Linked DNA regions of Homo sapiens: region 1 is linked to region 2. Evidence: read pairs that join two places in POLR2A ChIA-PET (ENCODE). Cell type or tissue: PC-9. All regions are shown on one strand.

Region 1 (2,500 bases), 110 kb after region 2:
TATATGTTTTGCAATTTTTTTCCATACAATGGCATTCTCTTTTCATTTTCTCAACGGTGTCTTTTGAAAAGAAAAAAATCTTAACTTCTATGAAGTCCAGTTTATCACTTTTTTCTTTTATAGGTTTGCAATCTTTGCCTAACTTAAATTTCACAGGTTTGTTTCTCACAATTAAGCCTATGCTCCACTTTAAGTTCATTTTCTGTGCATGGTGGGAAATAAGGGTGAAGGTACTTTTTTTCACCTGAAGAAGAGACATAATTTATTATTTTCTTCATACACATGAAAGTGAGGCCCAAGCAGGCTGAGAAAGGAGCCCAGAGTCATTCAGTTTAGAGGCAACTGAGTGATAATTGAACCCAGCTCTTCTGATTCCAAATAAAGTGCTGTTGCATGTTGCCTCCACTGTCTAGGTGCCCACATTTTCTTTAAGATGGTGATAAGATCCAGGTTAGAGCAGACAAACCTCTTTCAAGTTCTGGATCCATCACTTTCCCTGGGCAAGCTACTGAGACCTATAAAACCTTCATTTAAAAAAAAATTGTAAAATGCAGGTAAAAAGAATACCTTCACATGAGGCTGTTGTCAGGACTATTTGAATAATACATATAAAGGGCATAGATAGGCCTGGTATTTAGCATGTGCATCATACAAGTCAGTGTGATGGGATGGATTTTTTTTTTTTAATCTCCTCAGCCTTTCCCTTCCCTGGAGCCCAAACCCAGCTCCTTCTAGGCGGCACACTCTAAACTGACACTGCAGAAGGTTTGGGGTACACTGAAATAAGAAGCAGACCCTTCCTCCCATAATAATTCACTGGGCCTGTCCTCTGTGAGTTGTTTTATCTCAACACTAGGGCAGTATATTTGTTTAATAGACATTTCACTCTGAAGATGTTTTGGCAATTTCCCCCATCCCTGTCCCCAGGCTAGAGATACACATGGATTGAAGAATAGAAGTTGTGGCAGACAACTTGCAATTGTCTGCAAGATGGCCCCCCATCGTCCCAGCCTCTGATATTCATGCCGTGTGTAGTAATTGCTTCCCTTTGAATGTGGGTGAGATCTGGGACCTGCCTCAAACCAAAAGGAATATGGCAATATGACTCCAATGTGAGTCACTTCTGCAATTACATTACATAAGATTGTAACACTTGTCTTATGAAAAAGACTCTTGCAGGTTTTGATGAAGCAAGTAGACATATTTGGGAGGTCCACATGGCAAGAAACTGAGTACAGCCTTTTGCCAACAGACTAGAAACTGAGGGTGGCTTCCAGCTGTCAGCCAGCAAGAAACTGAGGCTTTAATCCAACAGGCCACAGGGAACTGAATTCTGCCAATAACCACATGAGTCCTAAATCCCATCCTTCCCCAGTGGAGCCTTGAGATGAGATTGGAGTCCGGACTGACACCTTGATTAAAGCCCTGTGAAAGGTCTTAGAGCCAGAGACATGCGGCTAAGATATGCCTAGACTCCTGATCTACAGAAACCATGCAATAGCGAATGCATGCTTTTCTGAAGTCATGAAGTTTGCGGTAATTTGCTATGCAGCAATAGAGAACTGACACAGAAGCCAAGATTAAAATGAAGCAGAATGCTGGAGAGAAGAGCGGAGAAGGTGAAAGATCAAAGCAAAGGAGGGAAGTGACAGGGGCAGGACTCCTTTCATGCCCATGTGAGGTGGCTCCCCCTGTCCTTTAAATATGCTTGGTGACCCCAATGGAAGCTCCAGCAGGCCCATGACTCTTGGCTCACAAAAAGCCCTACCACCACTTAAATAGCAAACATGGTCTTCTTTTGGAAGTTAGGATGCCTAGTCCCTTGTAGTAATCAAAACTGGCCTGTAATGAGACTTAAATTTTCTCTTTTCTTTCAGGTAGGGCCAGCCTCCTGTCTGCTGAGCAAGTGTGGGGTCATTGTCTCATTTATTTCCCTACTTCTCCTTCCTCGGCTTGCAAATAGTGGCTCTGGCCTCTCCACTATTGGAGCATGAGAAGACATGAGATGAGTGAGTGGAAAGAATAAGGGAAGCACTTACTTGTCTGGCGCTATTGGGAGATGGCTCTGGGCTCTAGGCCTGGCAAGGGTGTGAAGCTGTGTCTTCATTTTCAGAACACTTTGGAGTGACTTCAGTGGCTCTCCTGCTGGATCACCCTGTCTGCTATTCCCTTGATGCAGGCAAAAGTTCCCCTTTATGTGAATTCTTCCCACTTCTGTCCTCAGCCTGTTTGTTTTCTGGAAGGCCACATCTTATAGGCTTATTCTGTTGGGGTAACTTGGCTTCTGGCAGAATCCCTTTCCCACAGGATGTTTTTTAAACAACCCCATGCTAACATTCCTGCTATGGATTCAGCATCTGGTGCCCAGTATTCATGCACCTTTCGCCTGCCTATAGAGGAGAGATAGTTATTCCTCAACAAAGTAGTAGCTCCATTTCCTTCTGCCTTGCCATCTATGGCAGAAATCCTTCAGATTTCCACAGAGCATATCAAACATTAG
Region 2 (2,500 bases):
ACCATGTGACCTTAGGTAAGTCGCTTCACCTGACTTCTCTGAATTTCAGTTCACTCAACTGCAAAATCAAGGAACTGTAGCCACGCAAAGCTTGAAGTTCCTACATGGCTGAATTTAAAGGTCTGTACTTACAGCAATTTTAGGATATTAGGCTGAGTGTATGATCAAACCAGGATAGACACCCCTCCTGCTTTGTAAATACATTTTGGATGTGCGGGGTATATTTGGGGAGTGGTGGTGGTGGGAGAGGGTTTACCTATTTAAAAAAAAATTTTAAACTTTAAAAATAAATAGCTAATAGCTAATGCACGTGAGGCTTAACACCTAGGTGATGGGTTGATAGGTGCAGCAAACCACCATGGCACACGTTTACCTATGTAACAAACCTGCACATCCTGCACATGTATCCTGGAACTTAAAATATTTCAGAAACCACCTATGAATTATTTGTAATTGTACACTGAATATATAGGTGTTTCTGAAGAGTTCTATAGTGCTTAAAACAGTTTGTTCTCTTGGATATTTTATACTCCCTGAAGTTTTTTGTTGTTGCTTTTTTGTACATATTCTCATTTTGTTTTCAGACACTTTATTCCTAAAACATGGAAAGGTCAGCATCAGCCAATAGATTGAGAATTTGCATTGTCTGAGTTAAGGAAAGCATCTTGCATTTTCTGGAGCACTGAGCATCTCGTCTTGAACCTTCTGAGTTCTGGGAAGCTCCAAATTCATTTGCTGAAGCAAGAAGGAAAAACAGTTCTTGGAGGGAATCTGAAAGAGAATGAGACTGCACTGCCAATGGTCTTCTGGTCAACCCTGGCCTGTGCGACTCCACATGGGTCCTGTCCATCACACTCTGCTCATGAGAAAATGCCCAAGAAATACCCACAAGTTTTAAGCAAAGAAACTCCGCTTCACTGGAGATATGCTGTTATTTGTGAGACCACCATGCCAACCTAATATTGCTGAACAAAAAGTAAGTAAAGGGAAACTTTAAACAAACTGGCTTAAAGACGCAAATTAGAAAAGACCATCATTTTCTCTCTTGGGACTCAACCTCCAATGTGAACTAAAACCTAGAGTTCACCATGCTAATTTTCTAAACCTATTGAACCAGATCAAAATCTCTGTATTTAAATATGCTGCCAGCTGAACCTAAACAGGGCCAATATTTCATTTGGTTCAAACCCATGTTGTTTTTTGTTGTTTTTTGTTTTTTTTTTGTTTTTCTGCTCACAGAATTACCTAAGTGATTTGGTAGCTGGCATTTTTTTACTCAACAAGCCTTTAGAAATGTGAATGTGTGTGTTTGTGTGTGTGTGTGTTGAAACATTGGTTAGAAATGTGTGTGTGTGTATTTGTGTTGAAACATTGGTTAGAAATGTGTGTGTGTGTGTTGAAACATTGGTTAGAAATGTGTGTGTGTGTGTGTGTGTTGAAACATTGGTTAGAAATGTGTGTGTGTGTGTGTGTGTGTGTGTGTGTGTGTGTGTTGATGAAACATTGGTACTTTCTAAAAAATTAAATATCTATTTCTAAAGTTGTAGTTCAGGTCCCTTACATTTTTGGTATGAGAAAAAAAAATTTTGTGGATTTAAAGGTTTTCTTTTTAAATTTTTTCTTTTCTGTTCTTTCTTTTCTTCCTCTTTTTTCCCCCTTTTTTTTTTTTTGGTTAGAAAAACCAACCCAACTGCACAGACTTTCACATATAATAACTCGAGATAGTTCCTGTTTGCCCAGTTCCCAGATGAAAGAAAAACAAAACAAGTGTGGGGCGGTTTATCGTTTTTTGAAACAAGATACATTTTTCCCATGTTCGGATCTGAAAATACTCAGCTGTAATTTAATCTACCTTTATTAGATTACCCAGTTATGTCCACAAAATTGTGGAAACCATCTTAAATTAGTAAGGTCAGGGAAGAAGTAGGCTGGATGTGAGAATTCCCGCTGCTCTCGTCTGACATGTCTTCCAAACGAAGGGGCACGTCATGGGTGAAGCACTTGGTTCACTAGGGACAGCAGAGCTCACCACTCCTCCGTGTCCCCAGTGGAGAGTCTACCTTCTGCTTCTTCCACGCTGACTTCTGAGCAACCCTAGTCCTCAAAGTATGGTGTATAGCTATAGAACAGGCCAGGCTGGCAAAAAGTTATCCTTTACTTGTCAAAGAATTCTTCAAGCTTATAAAGCCCTACATAGAATTGCCAGATAAAATACATCCAATTAAATTTCCATTTCAGATAAACAAAGAGTAGTTTTTTTAGTATAAGTATGTCCAAAATATTATGTGGAATACACTTATACTAGAAATTATTTATTGTTTATCTCAAATAGAGATTTAACTGGACATCCTATACATATTTGCTAAATTTGACAACCAACATCAAGTCACCCAAAGAGGCCAGGATACCATTCATAGTAGCAAAAATAAAATTAAATAAATTAATTATCCATGCAGTAGGTATGGAATCTTAGGCCATAAATACAGATATGTATGATGTA

The links. ChIA-PET counts read pairs that join two places held together with the same protein. Peaks named below come from ENCODE experiments on the same cell type or tissue, not always from the same donor. Only the 100,000 strongest peaks of a DNase experiment are listed, where the experiment ranks them.
Region 1: POLR2A ChIA-PET joins it to region 2 with 7 read pairs; 2 of 35 experiments call an interaction of 5 or more read pairs at or near these places.

What each region holds. Positions count from the first base shown.
Region 1 is chr5:159,615,775-159,618,274 of GRCh38, reverse strand. It overlaps LOC105377684 (a long non-coding RNA gene), which reads right to left. Exons shown (of 20, transcript XR_941139.3): 18 at 2,040-2,390. Among named protein-coding and RNA genes, the nearest start is that of LINC01845, 150 kb to the right of the region's middle. In PC-9, no CTCF peak of the experiment used is centred here; a DNase peak (open chromatin) is centred at 1,114.
Region 2 is chr5:159,721,957-159,724,456 of GRCh38, reverse strand. No RefSeq gene overlaps it. Among named protein-coding and RNA genes, the nearest start is that of LINC01847, 150 kb to the left of the region's middle. In PC-9, no CTCF peak of the experiment used is centred here; no DNase peak of the experiment used is centred here.